Regions from separate parts of the Homo sapiens genome. Here region 1 is linked to region 2. Evidence: chromatin loops called from intact Hi-C (ENCODE). Cell type or tissue: natural killer cell. All regions are shown on one strand. Links, peaks and the distances in the headings refer to the core of each region. The heading gives the core; the rest is flanking DNA. Region 1 overlaps CBX1 (chromobox 1). Region 2 overlaps PNPO (pyridoxamine 5'-phosphate oxidase).

Region 1 (11,635 bases), core at 2,165-10,164, 120 kb before region 2:
ATAATAGTCAGTGCTGTTTTATTTTTTGGCCAGATCTCATGCCAGTAATCCCAGCACTTTGGGAGGTCAAGGCAGGTGGATCGCTTGAGCCCAGGGGTTCAAGACCAGCATTGGCAACATGGCAAAAACCCTTCTCTACCGAAAATACAAAAATTAGGCAGTCTCATAACCTGGTCTCTAAATAAGCAAATAAATAGATTAAACTTTTCAAAAAGAAATGCTATTTATTTTTCTAAGACAAATTTTATATATATATATATATATATATATATATATATATATATATATTTTTTTTTTTTTTTTTTTTTTTTTTTTTTTTTGAGATGGAGTCTCGCTCTGTCACCAGGCTGGAGTGCAGTGGCGCGATCTCGGCTCACTGCAACCTCCGCCTCCCGGGTTCAAGCAATTCTCCTGCCTCAGCCTCCCGAGTAGCTGGCACTACAGGCGAGCGCCACCATACCCAGCTAATTTTTATACTTTTAGTAGAGATGGGGTTTCGCCATATTGGCCAAGCTGGTCTCGAACTCCTGACCTTGTGATCTGCCTGCCTCAGTCTCCCAAAGTGCTGGGATTACAGGCGTGAACCACCGCACCCAGCCTTGTAGATGGACTCTAAGTGCATTCTGTCTATACATGCCAGTTTTACAGTGTTTAGAAAACTTAATGATTACACTAAGTAAGCTTCCTTTCCTAAGGATGCTAGGAATAACCAGTTTAACCTCAAATTGGTATTATTTTAAACTCAAGCGGAGACGTAACTCTTCCTTGTCTTGGATTACCTGCCATCCAGGTAATTCTTTGGCCAGTTTTGTTGATCAATTTTGTTTCATTGATACAGTGCCATCTACTGACAAAAATTGGTAATCATAAGGCTTTAAGTCTGTCAGAAGTCAAAGAGTTGGGTCCGGGCACGGTAGCTCATGCCTGTTAATTCCAGAGTTTTGGGAAACCAAAACGGGCAGATCACTTGAGGTCAGGAGTTCGAGACCAGCCTGGCCAACATGCTGAAACCCCATCTCTACTAAATATACAAAAATCAACTGGGCCTGGTGGCAGGTGCCTGTAGTCCTAGCTACTCAGGAGGCTGAGGCATGAGAATCACTTGAACCCTAGAGGCGTAGGTGAGCCGAGATAGCACCATTGCACTGCAGCCTGGGCGACAGAGGGAGACTGTGTCCCCCTCCCCCAAAAAAGTCAAATTTGGATGAAGGACTAAATAAAATAGATTTATAAGGGACTAAAATTTCAACACTGGAAAAACCCTTAGATGTTACCTAGCTTGATGATGTATTTTATAAAGGAGTAAACTCAGATTCTATTATCTTTGATAACTACAGTTCTGTTTTCCCCACACTTGTTTTCCAAATTTTTACAGGGTTCCAGTTTAGAGAATTTCATGATCATTCTGGCATTTTTATGACTCTTCCTTAGTTTTTAGAAATAAATTGGAGGCCAGGTGTGATGGCTTATGTCTGTAATCCCAGTAGGAGGCTGAGGTGGGAGGATCACTTGAGCCTGGGAGTTTGAAACAAGCCTGGGCAACATATTGAGAACTTGTCTCTACTAAAAATTTAAAAAATTAGCCAGGCATGGTGGCGCACACCTGTGGTTCCAGCTACTCAGGAGACTGAGGCAGCGGGATCACTTGAGCCCAGGAGGTCAAAGCTGCAATGAGCCATAATTACTTCACTGCATTCCATCCTAGGTGATAGAGTGAGACACTGTCTCAAAAAAGAAAAAAAGTTGTAAAATAAACTAAATACAATAAGTTAACAAGAAATTTGTGAATCGTAAGTTCAATTCAGAAAAGACTGCATAAAGAACAAGAGAACATGGCTGGGCACAGTGGCTCATGCCTGTAATCCCAGCACTTTGGGAGGCCATGGCGGGTGGATCACTTGAGGTCAGGAGTTCGAGACCAGCTTGGCCAACATGGCGAATCCCTGTCTCTACTAAAAAAACAAAAACTAGCTGGGCATGGTGGCACACACCTGTAGTCCCAGCTACTCAGGAGGCTGAGGCAAAAGAATCACTTGAACCCAGGTGGCGGAGGTTGCAGTGAGCCAAGACTGTGCCACTGCACTCCAGCCCGGCTGGAGTGAGACTCCATCTCAAAGAGGGGGAGGTGCGGGGCCGGGGCTGGAGCTGGGTTCGGTGGCTCACGCCTGTAATCCCAGCACTTTGGGAGGCCAGCACGGGTGAATCACGAAGTCACGAGTTTGAGACCAGCCTGGCAGCTTGACCAACGTTGGTGAAACCCTGTCTCTGCTAAAAATACAAAAATTAGCCGGGCGTGGTAGCTCACACCTGTAGTCCCAGCTACTCAGGAGGCTGAGACAGGAGAATCACTTGAACCCGGGAGGCAGAGGTTGCAGTGAGCCGAGATTGTGCCACTGCACTCCAGCCTGGGCTGGAGTGAGACTCCGTCTCAAAAAAAAAAAAAAAAAAAAAAGTCCAGGCACGGTGGCTCACGCTTGTAATCCCAGCACTTTGGAAAGCCAAGGCAGGCAAATCACGAGGTCAGGAGTTGAAGACCAGCCTGGCCAACGTGGTTAAACCCCGTCTCTTCTAAAAATATAGAAATTAGCCAGGCGTAATGGCGGGCACCTGTAAAACCAACTACTCGGGAGGTGGAGGCAGGAGAATCGCTTGAACCCGGGAGGCAGAGGTTGCAGTAAATTGAGATCACACCATTGCACTCCAGCCCAGCTCACAGAGTTGAGACTCCGTCTCAAAAAGACAAAAACAGACTGGGCATGGTGGCTCAGCTCTGTAATCCCAGCACTTTGGGAGGCCGAGGCAGGCGGATCATGAGGTCAGGAGATCGAGACCATCCTGGCTAACATGGTGAAACCCCGTCTCTACTAAAAATACAAAAAATTAGCTGGGCGTGGTGGCGGGCGCCGGTAGTCACAGCTACTCAGGAGGCTGAGGCAGGAAAATGGTGTGAACCCAGGAGGCGGAGCTTGCAGTGAGCTGAGATTGCACCACTGCACTCCAGCCTGGGGGCAGAGCAAGACTCCATCTCAAAAAAAAAAAACAAATTCAAATCCAGTACTTTGATGAAAAGGAAAACTTGGAATAGGAGAAAGTATGAGTCAGAGAGTAATATGTAAGTTTTATTGATATGTGCACATTTTTAGGAGGACTGCTTTTCTTTTTTTTTTGAGACAGTGTCTCACTCTGTTGCCCAGGCTGGAGTACAGTCGTGCGATCTTGGCTCACGACTGGCTAATTTTTGTATTTTTAGTAGGGACAGGGTCTCGCCATGTTGGCCAGGATGGTCTTGAACCCCTGACCTCAGGTGATCTGCCCGCCTCGGCCTCCCAAAGTGCTAGAATTATAGGTGTGAGCCACTGCACCCAGCCTTTCAATTTAATGCAATATTTTAGCTACCGTGCTCTTTTACAACGGTTTTTTTGTGAAGATGGAGTCTTGCTGTGTTGCCTAGGCTGGTCACACACTACTGGGCTTCAGGAATTCTCCCACTTGGGCCTTCCAAAATGCTGGGATTGCAGATGTGAGCCTGCACGCCTGGCCCTAGCTACCATGCTTTATGGTAAAAGGAGTATTGGGAGCCTTTTAAAATTACCAAGAATGGGTATAAAAGTTTTAAATGGATACACAAGAATAAAGAAGTTTGCTGTGAAGGCCAGGCGTGGTGGCTCATGCCTGTAATTCCAACACTTTGGGAGGCCGAGGCAGGTGGATCACCTGAGGTCAGGAGTTCGAGACCAACCTGGCCAACACATAGTGAAATCCCGTCTCTACTAAAAAAAAAAAAACAAAAAAAACAAAAAAAAAAACAACAAAAATTAGCTGGGCTTGGTGGCACACGCCTGTAGTCCCAGCTGCTTGGGAAGCTGAGGCAGGAGAATCGCTTGAACCCAGGAGGCGGAGGTTGCAGTAAGCCGAGATTGCGCCACTTTGCACTCCAGCCTGGGCAACAGAGCAAGACTCCGTCTCTCAAAAAAAAAAAAAAAGTTTGCTGTAAGATTAATTGGGGCTGTTTTATGAGCTTTCTGGCTGGACATATCAGAAAACTATTTTGTATCGAGTGTGAGAAGAAGCCTAACACTTACTATAAGCAGCATACAATATTATCACCTGTCATGTCCCTGGTTTTCTTACCATCCAGATATTATCTAACCAATAAGAGTGCTCCCTAATGCCCTTTTTATTTCATTTATCATTTTAGCAGCGTCACCCTTTACACCAGAAAGCTGGCGGGCACTATGGGGAAAAAACAAAACAAGAAGAAAGTGGAGGAGGTGCTAGAAGAGGAGGAAGAGGAATATGTGGTGGAAAAAGTTCTCGACCGTCGAGTGGTAAAGGGCAAAGTGGAGTACCTCCTAAAGTGGAAGGGATTCTCAGAGTAAGTTTCACTGACACAGGTAAATGTAGCCACCACGTGTTTATCAGGAGTCTAGAGATGTATGAGACCTCCAGTGCTATGATGGATACAGTGTGACTCAGTCCCCACCTTCATGGCTTATTGTTTAATTAGGAATATGGCCTACTGCTTATAATACAAAGCAGAATGACTTCTTTTTAAAAATTATTTCTTTTGAGACGAGGTCTCGCTCTGTCACCCAGGCTGGAGTACAGTGGTGCAGTCATAGCTCGCTGCAGCCTCAACCTCCCAGGCTCAAGGTATCCTCCCACCTCAGCCTTCTAAGTAGCTGGTACCACAGGCATGCACCACCATGTCTCGCTTAGTTGCCCAGGTTTGTCTCTTAACTCCTGGCCTCAAGCAGTCCTCCCACCTGGGCCTCCCAAAGTGTTGGGACTACAAGCATGAGCCACTGTACCCAGCCCATAGTGATTGCTGAGAAACAGTTTTGTGTGTGGCTACAGACCAATTTAAATTGACAAATAAAAGTCATTTGCCTTTGAAGGAAGCCAGTTTCTTAGCTTTCTATTTATACTAAAAAGCTTCCCCATTCCCCAAGAATTTCAGCTTTTCCATAGACATCTGAGGTCTTGTCCTCTTACGATTATCCTTAGTATGAGTATACTTATTTGAGTGAAAGTGTGACTTGCTGTGCCCTCTGGTTTCAGTGAGGACAACACATGGGAGCCAGAAGAGAACCTGGATTGCCCCGACCTCATTGCTGAGTTTCTGCAGTCACAGAAAACAGCACATGAGACAGATAAATCAGAGGGAGGCAAGCGCAAAGCTGATTCTGATTCTGAAGATAAGGGAGAGGAGAGCAAACCAAAGAAGAAGAAAGAAGAGGTAAGAATAGAAGTAAGAATTTTTACTAGCCCACAATTCAAACTACTGTCAAAGTAGTTTTGTTCTGCTTCTTCCCTGATATTAGCAGCTGTCTCTTCTTAGTCCTGAAATCTTAGGTAGGCTAATGCCTACAAAGTGAGAGTGTACTGTCATGAAGCCACATGATCTCTTACTTTTTATCCATGGTACAGGAGCAGTAAATGGAAAACTTGCTGGGGACAGATATAAGGGCAAGTGAATTCATTCTTGTAAAAAATAGTTTTCAATATTTAATCATTAAAGGTGTGAGGTGGCTATTTTGACTTAATCAGTATCTTAAAGTAAGTTGTTTTTTGAGAGTGAAGAGATAGTTGTAAACATTGATTTTGCTTGGGCTGTATGTCCCTTTTCACATAGGGAAAATCTCATGCGCTTCAGACATTGATGAATAATCACTCCAAAGGATTCTAACAGCTCTCTTACTTGAGCCAAGGTATTGGTGAAATATTGGCAAAAGAGTTTGTGATTGGGCCGGGCACGGTGGCTCACACCTGTAATCCCAGCCCCTTGGGAGGCCGAGGCGGGCGGATCACAAGGTCAGGAGATCAAGACCATCCTGACTAACACGGAGAAACTGGGTCTCTACTAAAAATACAAAAAATTAGCTGACGTGGTGGCATGTGCCTGTGGTCCCAGCTACTTGGGAGGCTGAGGCAGGAGAATCACTTGAACCTGGGAGGCAGAGGCTGCAGTGAGCCGAGATCGCACCACTGCACTCCAGCCTGGGCGACAGAGTGAGATTCCGTCTCAAAAAAAAAAAAAAAGAGTTTGTGATTACATTAATCAGAGACACAGGAATGGTTCCAGTCTGGATAATAGTCCCATATAGATAAAATTGTTCTACCCATCTTGTTTTTACAGTCAGAAAAGCCACGAGGCTTTGCTCGAGGTTTGGAGCCGGAGCGGATTATTGGAGCTACAGACTCCAGTGGAGAGCTCATGTTCCTGATGAAATGGTGAGTCGGCCAGTGGCTCTGTGTGGTTGTTTTTTTTCTTCTCCCATTGGTTTCATGCCAGAGGAAAAGAGCTGGACCTTCGAAATTCCAATCACCCAAGTGTGAAATTGTTAAGATGGCATAGTCCTTCGATAGTGACCCTCGGCCTGACTGCCACCCTGGACTCATGAGTTACAGGTAGGAGCCCTTAGGAATCTTGGGTCTTTGCCCATATTTTTAGGAGGTGGGAGACAATCTAGAGTGGAAAGAGTGTGGGAAGGAATTACATTTCACTTCTGTAAATAAAGGGGGAGAAAATGAAATGTGATTGGACCACCCTCTCCTTCTACCACCTCCTTAATAAAGATGAGGCTGGCCCCAGAATCAGAAATTCTGCTAAATTCTCAGGGTTAGGAAAGAATCTGTAGTTCTTCCTTTTGTCCTTAATTGTTGGATCCCTTTCAATTTGTGCAGATTCTACAATTACAGGATCAGCCAGCAGGGGTCAGCAAGGCTCCTTAACTGCTATCAAGCATAGAGCAAGCCTGCTTTTTTCCATTATGAGTATAAATACCAGTGATAGTAATACTCCATGAAACAGCCTAATGAAGATAGTTATCCCAACAATCTCTGTAATTTTCCTACTCTGTCAAAAGAAGGCCATTCTTCCTATTTCTTGCTCATTCTCCCCACAAAGTGGATCTCAATGATTGTATTTAAAATTTGGAAGGAATAATTCTAAGCCATTGCCAATGAAGGCAGCATTCTAGAAACTTTGTCCTTTAAAACACACACACACACACACAGTCTATGGAGCTTTGTCCTTTTGTCAGTCCAGAACTTACTCTGAAACTCGTGTCTGTACTAATTATCCTCTTTTACAGTATGGCTGGAGGGGCCTAACTTTAGCACCACTGAAAGCCAGAGTCACAACTAACTAACCTATTCTCTTCTATGTATTCCCTAGGCAGTTACTGGAGCTGCCCCTCTTTTAGCTGATTTATTGTTAACCTATAAGAGAAAAGTTCATTTTTAAGATGCTGCTTATTGGGTGGGAGAAGTTATACTGTGAGTTACTCAGTTTAGCTAGAATATACTTTTTCTGCATGTGACCAGTGTGAGTTACAGTAGTATCTCCATATTGCTTAAGATTGTACTCCTTTGGTTGACTCACTACTGTCTTTTTTTTTTTTTTTTTTTTTGAGACAGTCTCACTCTTTCGCCCAGGCTGGAGTGCAGTGGCACGATCTCAGCTCACTGCAACCTCCGCCCCTCCGGGTTCAATGATTCTTCTGCCTCAGCCTCTCAAGTAGCTGGGATTACAGGCATGTGCTACCACGCCTGGCTGATTTTTGTATTTTTCATAGAGATGGGGTTTCACCATGTTGGCCAGGCTGGTCTCAAACTCCTGACCTCAGGTGATCCACCCACCTCAGCCTCCCAAGGTGCTAGGATTACAGGCGTGAGCCACTGCACCTGGCCGACTCACTGCTGTCTACAGGTTAAAACTGGATTTGATTATAAGACAAAGTACATTTTAAAAAGTTATTTTACTGGAGAATAGAGATTTTTGTATATTTCTAAAAGTAGTAAATATTTCTGGGGAGTGAAATGACTAAATTTAACTCAGAGGGTGTTGTTCAGCTGTCAGCAAATGGCAGCATGCTTCAGATTCCCATTTCCCTCCCATTCTCTTGGGTCCATTGTTCAAAAACATACATTATCAGCTTACTCTTCTGCTCTATGGGACTATGTGGCTCTGATTTCCTGTTATTAAGGTTCTAGAGATTTGGGGTGGTGCTTTGTCAGAGATGTCATCAGGTGTCTCCTGCTTGCTTTACGCTACTGCTTCTGTCTAGGACATTCCTAATAACCTGAAGATAAGAGTTTGTTTTTTTTTTAAATGAGACAGAGTCTCGCTCTGTCACCCAGGCTGAAGTGCAGTGAGGCGATCTCTGTTCACTACAACCTCCACCTCCCAGGTTCAAGCGATTCTTGTGCCTCAGCCTCCCGAATAGTTGGGATTACAGGCGCACGCCACCATGCCTGGCTAATTTTTGTATTTTTAGTAGCAACACGGTTTTGCCATGTTGACCAGGCTGGTCTTGAACTCCTGGGCCTGCCCACCTTGGCCTCCCAAAGTGCTGGGATTATAGGCGTGAGCTACTGCTCCCTGCCTAAGAGTTTACTCCTAATTCCCTTATAATGTGTATGATTTTCAAATTTTGAAAACTTTTTTTTTTTGAGACAGAGTCTCACTCTGTCGCCCAGGCTGGAGTGCAGTGGCATGATCTCGGCTCACTGCAAGCTCTGCCTCCCAGTTTCACGCCATTCTCCTGCCTCAGCCTCCCAAGTAGCTGGGACTACAGGTGCCTGCCACCACACCAGGCTAATTTTTGTATTTTTAGTAGAGACAGGGTTTCACCGTGTTAGCCAGGATGGTCTCGATCTGACCTCGTGATCCACCTGCCTCGGCTTCCCAAAGTGCTGGGATTACAGGTGTGAGCCACTGCGGCCAGCCACTTGAAAACATTTTAAAATTCAGAAAACTACAGCTCCCTCATTTTCTACTCCCGATGTTGAAACATCATTTCAAAGCACCTGGAAGTTATGCGAGGATAGCATTTGGAAGTGTCAGTGTAATTACGATTATGCAAAAAGTGTCCATCTTCATTTGCTCTGGCCAATGCCAGATGTGGTATTTAATCCTATTACGGGCCGGGCGAGGTGGCTCATGCCTGTAATCCCAACACTTTGGGAGGCTGAGGCAGGTGGATCACCTGATGTCAGGAGTTCAAGATGAGCCTGGCCAACATCTTTAGTAGAGATGGCAAAACCCCATCTCTACTAAAAATACAAAAATTAGCTGGGTGTGGTGGCGCACACCTATAATTCCAGCTATTAGGGGAGGCTGAGGCAGGAAAATCGCTTGAACCCAGGAGGTGGAGGTTGTGGTGATCCGAGATCATGCCACTGCACTCCAGGCTGGGCAACAGAGTGAGATTCTGTCTCAAAAAAAAAAAAAAAAAAATCCTATTACAAAGCCAAGATTTCTCCATGGGTTCTTATCAGCTGGGATATGGCTTTTGGAGGAGTGTGGTAACTTCTCTTCCCTCAGAGAATCTAGGTATCCTCTCTTCCCTCAGAGAATCTAGAGAGTCATGCTTTTTGGGGCCTTGCCCAGATGTTCAGATGTGATTGGTTAAGTCCATTGACCTGGCTTTTGACATACACGAATCCCCAGAGGGAATTTTCAACAGGAGAGTTAACTCTGAGGATGTCACTTGACATACAATTGCCAGTAAATGCTGCTTGGGCCACGTTTTCATTGTTCCCTAGCCTATTTTTCTAAAATTACCATTTTTAAAGCACTGTCCCCTGGGTTATCCAACTTAGGATAGACCACCAGCACCTGGTCTCAAAGTCTCTCTTTGCTTTATTCTGCAGGAAAAACTCTGATGAGGCTGACCTGGTCCCTGCCAAGGAAGCCAATGTCAAGTGCCCACAGGTTGTCATATCCTTCTATGAGGAAAGGCTGACGTGGCATTCCTACCCCTCGGAGGATGATGACAAAAAAGATGACAAGAACTAACGCTCCTGAGTACCAGCCCCTGTCACATCTGACTGTGGGTTTCAAGTGGGAAGGGAAGGAGTTCTACTTGTCTTGACACCATAGAGGTGGCTTGAGAAGATGTCCTTTGAAGAGCCAGTATAGTTTCTGTGCCCTGCAGCAGCCCAAGTGCTTTAAAGCCGTTTCAAGCTGTATAGTTTGCACACCCATCCCAGTGGAGGGGAAAGGGGATAAGTGTTTCAAGGCAACCTTTTCTGCACTTTGCTGCGAAAAGCAAAGGGCCTTCTATGAAGGACAAAACTTGCAGAATTGGGTGTGTGGGAGAGCAAAAAAATACTGTAGATCTTCAAAGAGCATCTCCACAACCCACAGCCTTCTTCCCAATAGTGTTAACTCTGCATTTTTACAGCGTAGCATGTGTGTAGTTTTTGGCTATTACTGGTGTATTATTTGGGGGAGGGAGGGATGGGGAGGGGAGAAAGGGAGATGGGTAGCATCATTTTGATTAACATTTGGGGCCTGATAGGGGAAATGGTGAAGCAATGGAAAAGAACAGACAACTAATGATTTGCTTCTATGTCCAGAATATTTTACCTTTAAAAAAATGTCATTGGCACCATAAATAAGGACTGTGAGAGACTGTTTAAAAGCTGTGAAAGTCTGAAACCTATAAGCCAAGGTGTTCCCTGCCTAAACTTATTGCTGTTCCCACAAAGGACTAAGCCTGTTCATAAGTTACCAAAGTTGCCATTTTGGAGATGGAAATTGACGAGGAGGGAAGGTCTTTTATTGGAGAGTATACAGTACAAGCAGATCATTCTGCCTTAGAGGTGCTAATTCCCGAAATTAGAAGACCCTTTCTTTTCCAGTAACGAAGTTATAAATATCAGCTTGTTCATCCAAGCCACTGGCTGAGGTGTTAGGAAGAGGAAGAGGGTGGTAGAGGAGGTAAGACAGTAGGGAAAGACAAGGGCCCATGCTCTTAGTGGGGAAAACTCTTGGAGCCGTTTACTTTGAGCTTTGAACACTGAAACCATTGTTGGCAGGGTTCAGTCACTGACAGCACAAGTTTCACTGAATTGATCCAAGAGTTTAGTGATTTCAAAAGCCTTGGTCTCAGGAGAAGATTAAACTTTCATATTGGGCAGTGGTTCACTTTAAAACACACACATACACACACAAAACAATTTTTTAAGAAATCCTAATAAGTAACATACCCAAAATGCTCTGTCTTGAGTCATGAGAACCATCAGTTCTTGATATTGTCTAGACTTGCATCTAGAGCTACGTTGTAAAATTCTTTTAGGCATGTGTTAGATTTCTGTGTAAACTTTGTTTAAATGTAAACTTCATACTACATTGTCAGTTTTTGTCTTAATAAAACTATAGATTTATAATCCCTGATTTCTGTCTTAAGTCTTACCAGGAACCCTTCTTGCCTTATAGGTTCAGCCTGTTGGAAATGGCTTCCTCACTTGAATGGTTTTATTTCTTGAACACTGTAGGCTTGAAAATCTAGTGCCTGGCCTGAATCTTTAAGTGGTCACACCATGTTAATTTAGTAAATACTTACTGGGCATTTATCAGTTGCTGCAGAGGTTGTAAAGATGGTCGCATCATGCTGTCTTCAGTACTGCCAAAAGTTTATTGAGCACTCTGACCTGATAGCACTTCCAAACTATGGTATATTTGGAAACATGGGTTTTTAAGTTAGGTTTAGATCCTGCCTATGGTATGTAATAGATTATATGACCTTGGCTAAAATCTACTTCTCCAAAATTTTCCAGGAATTTGGCCCTGTGTTTGCGCACTGATTTAAAACGTCATTTTCTGCCTATGATTTTTTTTTTT
Region 2 (8,348 bases), core at 349-8,348:
CCTTTGTGGAAATTAGTCAAAGGTGAGCCCCCAGGGAAGGCAGCTCCATGGCAGGACACATGGCCTGTGAGTGGAGAAGCCTGGATTTCAGCCCCAAGCCCCACCCTGCAAGGTACAACCTGTGATGACCATGTCTCCCCTGTACTTCTGGGATCCTTCTAACTGCTTTCTGCCTTTTTAGCTCCCCTTCCAACTCCTGTCCTTGTGGAAGCTTGGTGGGGAAAGGGAACCATCCCTTAGTAATTATTCCCATTATCGTAAGTTTTACTTTGCAATGCATGGTTACCTCTGTGGGCAGGGATTAACAGTAGAGCTAAATGCTAGTGCTGGATGGGATGGGTGAGGAAACTGAGGCCCAGAGAGGTGGTGGCTTGCCAGTGGTCATGAGGCTAGGACAGCCCCCAGGACTTCCCACTCCCAGCCTGAGGATCTGACTCCTGCCTTAGGAACAGCCCAGCAGTTACTTTAGCCCTGCTGGTCACCACTGGGAAGTTCAAATTGCTTGGAATGCCACTAATTATATTTAATTTTGTAATGAATTCCAAGCAAAATGCACAGGGTGTTTCCCTCCCTATGCTACCAGTCAATGGTCTGCCCATGCCTGGCAGCAGGGTCTGGTGGTATAGTGGGAAGTTTGGGAAGAGCATCAAAGGCCTGGATGCTGTGTGACTCAGGCAAGCTGTCCACCTGCCTGTGGCCCTGAGGGGCCTGGCAGGAATTATCTCAAAGCTCCTGACAACCCTGCAGGGCAATGGTGTGTGCCTGTCCCACTGCCTCTCTGTCTGGCGAGTGGCTTCCCTGTCTTGACCTTGACTTTGACCCTTTTCTTGTCTCACACTCTCCAAAAGCATTGTGTCACCCCACTGACCTGAATCTTGGGTTTATTCAGCCCTACCTTAAATTCTTTCTTTAATTCTTCTTCTTCTTCTTCTTTCTTTTTTTTTTTTTTTGAGATAGTCTCACTCTGTCACCCAGGCCGGAGTGCAGTGGCATGATCTCAGCTCACTGCAACCTCTGCCTCCCGGGTTCAAGTGGTTTTCCTGCCTCAGCCACCCGAGTAGCTGGGATTACAGGTGCGTGCCACTACGCCCAGCTAATTTTTGTATTTTTAGTAGAGCCGGGATTTCACCATGTTGGCCAGGCCTGTCTTGAACTCCTGGCCTTAGGTGATCCACCTGCCTTGGCCTCCCAAAGTGCCGGGATTATAGGCATGAAGAACCACGCCCAGCCCTTTATTTAATTCTTAAAACAGCCCATGATTAGGAGTCTGCAGCAAGCTGGTCCAAAGGCACCCACCCCCTTTTCCCACTGACCCCTTTGTCTCCCCCACCCTGCTCCAGCAGAAAGCCCCATCCTTGGCTTAGGGAGCGCCATGACGACTGAAATTGGTTGGTGGAAGCTGACTTTCCTCCGGAAAAAGAAATCCACTCCCAAAGTGCTGTATGAGATCCCTGACACCTATGCCCAAACAGAGGGAGATGCAGAACCCCCGAGGCCTGACGCTGGAGGCCCCAACAGCGACTTTAACACCCGCCTGGAGAAGATTGTGGACAAGAGCACAAAGGGCAAGCACGTCAAGGTCTCCAACTCAGGACGCTTCAAGGAGAAGAAGAAAGTGAGAGCCACGCTGGCAGAGAACCCTAACCTCTTTGATGATCACGAGGAAGGACGGTCATCAAAGTGAAGGGCTGAGGAGGGTGCTAGCACCTCTTGGCTCCCTGCCATCAGCCAGATCTGAGACAGGACCTTGCCACGCTGGCCTCTTTGGCCATAGCTGAAGCTGTGGGGCCAGTTGATACCTGCTGGCAGGAAATGGCTGTTTTTTAGGTTTGTATTTATGTGCCGCCACTTTTGTAAGGCCTGGGAGATCCCAGGGTCCTCCACCCTCCCCCTGACCACATACAAAGGCACTCTAGTTCAAGAGTGAAAAGTCTCACCCAGGAGGAACAGCCCTCCTTGAAGCAATGGCAGGGCCAGCAGGGAGGTGGGCATGGCAGGGAATGGAGAGAGTGAGCCAGACAGACTTCACCTCCTTACTGGACACAGGGTCAAGGGCGAGTTTCAATTGCTGCTCCCTTTACTTTCTCTACCTGTGACTACTCCCTGGACCAATCCTGAGGAGGGCACATTTTCCAGAAGCCACGTGATAGGGGCTGGTTTCTGTGGAGCCAGAGGCAGAGACACTGAACTTGAGCTCACCTCCTAACACCGGCAGTAAACTTCCTGGAACTTTGCCCTCAGGTGCGGAGGGGACAGAGGACCCTGGCACTCTGTTAGGGTGCTGTAGAAGACTAGATTGATGGTAGTTTGGCCTGTTAGTTCCTGTTTTGGCCATGACTTTTGCAGATGGCAAGTCACACACCCTCAAAGGGAAGCTACACGGGCCAAATCGGGGGAGTGGGTGGGGAATTTTCTCCTCTCCCTTTCCTACTATAATAGTATTTAAGACATATCAGCTCCAGAGATGAGTCCTGGAGCCTTGAATTTTGTTTAACAAAATAATTGTAGGTTTCTCTCTGTAATAACAACGCTGGAAAGGCAGAGAACCTCTTTTATGCTCATGTCTTGCATTTATTGAGATGACTGTTTCTCATGCCTTTATGTTCCTTCATGTAAGTAAAGTGGACCTTTGTGCTCAAACTGTTCCTTTCAAGCTTCAGGAAGGGTTCCCAGGTGTGACAATGTAGGAACTGGGTCACTAATTTTTACCATCAAACTAGCCTTAGTATGGGGATGGGGCAGCAGAAGGAGCTAGTTACACCTCAGTGGTCAGTTCTCTCCAGTCAACAGAGAGCCCGTCAGGTGCTCTAAGAGAGTAGGGCAGACCTTTGGTGATTGACCCCAAAGTTTCAGTGGTTTGGTTTGGGATTAAGATTCAAACTCGGGCTCTACCCCTTAGTAGCTGGGTGACCTTGGGAACATTTGCTTGTACTCTGAGCCTCAGTTTCCTCTTCTGTAAAAGGGGGCTGAAATAATACCTATCTCATAGGGAGTGGTCAGTATTAAGTGGCCTATGAGAGGTCCCATAGTAAGTGCTCAGTTTAATACTGGTTTCCTTCCCCCTTCCTTTATAAGGAACTCCACCATACCCCACAGCTTTGGTTTAAGAAAAAGGAGAAGGTGGGTATAGTGGCTCAGGCCTGTAATCCTAGCACTTTGGGGGCTGAGGTGGGAGGACTGCTTGAGCCCAGGAGTTTGAGACCAGCCTAGGCAACATAGAGAGACCCCATGTCTAAAAAAAAACCAACCAACAAACAAAAAGTAGCTGACTGTGGTGGCACATGCCTGTAGTCCTATCTACTTGGGAGGCTGAGGTGGGAGGGTTGCTTGAGTCCAGGAGTTCAAGACGACAGTGAGCCATGATTGTGGCACTGCACTACCACCTGGGTGACAGAACTAGGTCTTATCTCTAGGGGAAAAAAAAAATTAATAAATAAGAGATGCTTGGCACGGTGGCTCATGCCTGTAATCCCAGCACTTTGGGAGGCTGAGGCAGGCAGATCACCTGAGGTTGGGAGTTCAAGACCAGCCTGGCCAACATGGAGAAACCCCGTCTCTACTAAAAATACAAAATTAGCCAAGTGTGGTGGCACATACCTGTAATCCCAGCTACTTGGAAGGCTGAGGCAGGAGAATTGCTTGAACCCAGGAGGCCGAGGTTGCGGTGAGCCGAGATAGCTCTATTGCACTCCAGCCTGGGCAACAAGAGCAAAACTCCGTCTCAAAAATAAATAAATAAATAAATAAGAAAGAGGAGAGAAAGCTGTCACTTTATGAGGTTAGGTCCAGCTCTTTCTCAAGCCATAAGAGCTGGGAACTAAAAAAATGTTGGCCAAATCTCTGGAGCTCGTGGTAGAAATACAGGGAGAGACCAAGGTGGCCACTAAACAATGTGGTCCTGCGGCTTCCAGGTCAGCTCCTGGCAGGCTGCTGGGCCACCCCACCCCAGGAGCTGTTGCTCAGGGAATTTATTAGTGAAACAAACAGACCTATACAAGGGAGGCTTTGTTAGGTGCCTCGTCCCAGCCAGGGGGACCTCAAATGATGAGTAAGGGAGACCAGGAGCTGGAGGGATGGAAGTCAGGCTCAGGGGTGCTGCCTTACCCAAAGCCTCTTTCCCCTACCCCGTCCCACTACACAGAACTTTCTAGGGTCTCACCAATTACTCAATCCATGAGGCCTCCACAGAGGATCTCAGACTTTCCCTACACCGCAGCCCTGCCCAGTGTTAATAGCTAACATTTATAGGGTGCTTAAGGCAGGCAGCCCCTAGAACAAGTCCTCCCTAAGGTTGTTCATTTAATCCTATCATCACCTGAGACAGGTGCTGTCATTATCCCCATTTTTCAGACAAGTTGGCTGAGGCTTAGAGGTTAAATCACTCACCCTGGGGGCCAGGCGCTGGCATTGGTACAGCTGGGACTGAAGCCAGAGCCAGCTTGTACATGTGACCACTGTCCCACACAGCCACCTTCCACTCTTGATTCTCATCTGCTACAGGGACAGGAAACTGAAGCTCAGAACAAAGAAAAGCACAGACACCTTCTGCAGAAGGGGAAGTTGGGAGGGGAGGGAGCAACGTCTGGGTCTTAGGATCCTGGGAGGTGAGCATCACTCGAGGGGGCTGGACAAACTCTGGAAGCAGATGGATAAAGCCAACCAGCTTTGAAGCTGAGTGTCCCCTAAGACCCTAGACTACAGGTATCTCCCACATCCGCCCATTCTCGGTTTCCCTGAGGTGGGGGATAAGGATGGCCCCTGGGCCACCAACCTAAGGTTCTAGATAATACTGGCACTGTACTGCCAACTCCTCCAGTATCACCATTACCCCTCTGGGTGAGAGTATCCACAGCCCCTCTGCCCCTTGCATACTGACCCCGGCTCCATCTTCTAGGTAAAGTCCACATATGTTTCTAAGCTGGGTGGCCAGATGGATGTGGGGTAGGTACTAGAAGCCAAAGGGAGATCTGGATGCCCAGGGAAGCAGAGCGAGGCAGCTGCAAGTTTTCATGAGAACAGGGGAAGAGGAGGAACCGAGAGCGCAAATATGTGCGGCAACCGGGAGAGGCTACGGGTTATCGACCACAGTTTCACTGGGACGCGGCCCAAGCCGATGAAGGGGGAGGCCGGCTAGAAGTTGCTTTCACTGCCCGGAAGGGGCCGACCTTGGGCGGCGGGCTCCCCCTACTGGACGTACTGCCTACAAGGTGCAGAGAAGTGAGGGGACAGGAAAGTTGCTTAAATTCCCCAAGTCCCCTCCTTGGGGGTTGAGGGAGACCAGGCCGGGTTGAACATCAATAAAGTGCACGGCTGATAGGCTTTTATTACAGACTGGGGGCGGTAACGGCTGGACAGAGAACGGAAAAGGAACATCTGAGACCAGGCTCAAAGCTAGGGGGTTACACAACCTCCAATAACACAAGGTGAGTGCAGCACTTCTAGACACACACACAGACACACATCACTTACTCATAAACGGCACAGCCTACGGTACAAGAAAAAGGGCAAGGTAGGTAAGGGCACCCAACACCCTCCTGCCTGCAGGGGGCCACAGGGTTAATGTGCCTTCCTGCACGCAGGCTTAAGAGGGATAAACAAGGAGAGGGCTGCCCTTGGAGAAGGCCTGCGGATAATAGTGACTGAGGCACAGGTCCATGCAGGGGAAGGAAGCACAGTTCACAGAGTGGCAAGCTCAGTGCCAGCCAGTGCAAGCAACAGGCAGTTCTTTGATCCTGGCTTAGTCACAGCAAACATTTACCCAGCCTGGCTCTTCTCCATAGCCAGCAGGTTGCTTGCTCATCCAGTCTGTCCCTGGTTAGCGGGCATGTGCTCAAGGAGAACAAACACAGTTCAGCACAGGACTCAGCTGAGGGTCACTAAAGGATCATAGACTGTGAGGGTGGGAGGTCTTGGTTTAGAGGTTGAGTCTAGTGCAGCTGATCACCTGGGGTCTAGTGAAAATGCAGGGTCAGATTCAGTGGGTCTGGGGTCTGAATCTCTAAGGCGCTGCCAAGTGATGCTGATGCTCCTGGCTTGTGGACCACCCTGTGTATAGCAAAGCTCTAGACTAGGAGGTCTCAACCTTGGCTGCACAGAATTATCTGGGGAGTTTTTAAATTTCCCAGTGCCCAGGCTGCATTCATATCATAGTAGAGACAGGGTTTTGCCATGCTGGCCAGGCTGGTTCAATCATCTCTGAGGGTGGGACCCAGGCATCAGGGTTTTTTAAGCTCCCCAGGTAATTCCAGTGTGGGGGAAAAACCAATGAACTAGGAATTATCAGCAGAGGTGGGGAGTAAGAAAAGCAGATACGTGAGTAGTCTGAAAAACATAATCTCTATAATCATTTAATTTTTCTTTTTGGAAAATGTATGTATACATACACACAGTTTCCATAAAAAAACATAGATAGTAAAGCTGATTAAAATCTTCCTGTCCTATTGGTACCAGCACATGAAGCCCTTCTACAAAATTCCTGACGGACTGGGAATAAAAATTCCTAGTGACAGCCCACTCCTTCTCAGGCAGGTGTGATTGTTTGAAATCTCTCCCAATATTGAGATGAAACCTGCTTCCCTGTAACTTCCCTGTAATTCTGTGGGTCCCTTGTAGCCACAGAGAAGGCAGCAATCAGTAGGGGAAGTGCTATAAAAATATACTATCCCGGCCAAGCGTGGTGGCTCATGTCTGTAATCCCAGCACTTTGGGAGGCCAAGGCGGGCAGATCACTTTAGGTCAGGAGTTGGAGACCAGCCTGGCCAACATAATGAAACCCCGTCTCGCTGGGTGTGGTGGCTCATGCCTGTAATCCCAGCACTTTGGGAGGCTGAGGTGGGTGGATCACAAGGTCAAGAGATGGAGACAATCCTGGCCAACATGGTGAAACCCCATCTCTACTAAAAATACAAAAATTAGTTGGGTGTGGTGGCGTGTGCCTGTAGTCCCAGCTACTTGGGAGGCTGAGGCAGGAGAATTGCTTGAACCTGGGAGGCAGAGGTTGCAGTGAGCCAAGATCACACCACTGCACTCCAGCCTGGGTGACAGAGTGAGACTCCATCTCAAAAAAAAAAAAGAAAAGAAAAAAGAAAAAAAGAAAAAAAAAAGTCCTATCCGTAAATGAGTTAGTTAAGTTGTAATCAACAGAAATAGATTCTAGCTAGATTAAGTAAAAAAAAAAAAAAGAGAGAGAGAGACTTTACAGAGATAGTGGGGTGTTTTAAGGCAGGGGGAGGAACTGCACAGCCCAGACCTGGGAGGGAGGGATCCAGGGAAGGAGAGATCCTGGGAATTGCAATAGCAGCAGGCAGAGGCTTTTGGTTCCTATTGTTTCCTGGCTGCTATGAATGACTTGGCTTTAATGACTCCCAAGGTTCTGGATCTCTCCAGTTCAAATTTCAAATTATTGACAAAACAATCTGATTGGCCAGGTTGGCTCAGGTGCATATGCTAGGACTAAGCTTTGGCCAGTATGACTCACATGGTAACAGACAGGGCTGCTGGGGCCCTGTCTGTCACCAGAAAGGGAGTCACACCGGCTGCTACCCCTAGAGGGAGCTATCCTAATCAATCATAGGCAAGGTCAAAAAAATAATTATGGAATTATTTTCCATTTGTGATTCTCTACGCCACCATTACACTCCACTTGACCAGCTAACTGAGAACCAACTGAGTACAGAGAACTTAGAGGATTAGCTCTGAAGAGTCCTGAAGATAAGGGGTAGGGAGGGAAATGGGTTGAGTTTAGAAAGAAGGGCCTGGGTCCCAATCCCACACCCTCTCTTGACACCTAGCCCTAGCTCCACTCTGGGCCAGCAGGTCCCAGAGTTAAGGTGCAAGTCTCTCATAGAGCCAGTCTTCCTCCCCGCGGTGGGTCATGGGCCCCAAAGGGGAATCTCCTGTGGGTAGGCCCCGCCGAAAGACTATCCGGTCATGCAGGCGGTTGGTTTGACCTTGCCAGAACTCCATCACCTGAGGGTACAGGACATAGCCACCCCTATAAGGAGAAGCAGAGGTTTCAGTGCTCTGTGGAGTTTTCTAGCCAGGTCACTCTCCCACCCTCACCCCTCATCCCAGGGCCTCTTGAAGGAAGTTGCTGGGATGCATCTGACAAGGGTGGCCAGGGAGGAGGAGATCTGTGATTCCCCAGGCAGGTGGCTTCAAGTAAACACAGGGGCCTGGTGTCCCTTTCTAGAGGACTACCAGATGTCACTCACCAGGATTTTGGCTTGGGCACCTCTTGATCCTGGTAGAGCTGTTCCAGTTCCTCATTTTTCTTTCTCAGATACTGTCCAGGGGGAAGAGTTAGAAGAAGGGCCAGGCCCAGTCAATGATTCATTAACAAGGACTTC

Evidence for each region. Hi-C counts contacts between places; a loop is a spot of excess contacts. Peaks named below come from ENCODE experiments on the same cell type or tissue, not always from the same donor. Only the 100,000 strongest peaks of a DNase experiment are listed, where the experiment ranks them.
Region 1: a loop joins it to region 2, with 2.6 times the contacts of the local background. A loop is called at or near these places in 6 of 110 quality-filtered maps.

Annotation. Positions count from the first base shown.
Region 1 is chr17:48,069,605-48,081,239 of GRCh38, reverse strand. It overlaps CBX1 (chromobox 1), which reads left to right. Exons shown (of 5, transcript NM_001127228.2): 2 at 4,199-4,375; 3 at 5,062-5,239; 4 at 6,140-6,234; 5 at 9,661-11,181. The coding sequence starts at 4,236. The coding sequence ends at 9,805. Among named protein-coding and RNA genes, the nearest start is that of CBX1, 26 kb to the left of the region's middle. In natural killer cell, for the core only: CTCF peaks have their summits at 6,529 and 6,733 (motif pointing right); a DNase peak (open chromatin) is centred at 6,719.
Region 2 is chr17:47,946,259-47,954,606 of GRCh38, reverse strand. It overlaps PNPO (pyridoxamine 5'-phosphate oxidase), which reads right to left. Exons shown (of 7, transcript NM_018129.4): 6 at 8,214-8,284; 7 at 5,299-7,993. The coding sequence ends at 7,825. It overlaps PRR15L (proline rich 15 like), which reads left to right. Exons shown (of 2, transcript NM_024320.4): 2 at 1,344-2,640. The coding sequence starts at 1,373. The coding sequence ends at 1,684. Among named protein-coding and RNA genes, the nearest start is that of PRR15L, 7.4 kb to the left of the region's middle. RefSeq lists an enhancer at 4,329-4,558. In natural killer cell, for the core only: CTCF peaks have their summits at 5,002, 5,202 (motif pointing left) and 7,589 (motif pointing right); DNase peaks (open chromatin) are centred at 4,516, 5,166 and 7,516; H3K4me3 peaks cover 399 bases; H3K27ac peaks cover 357 bases.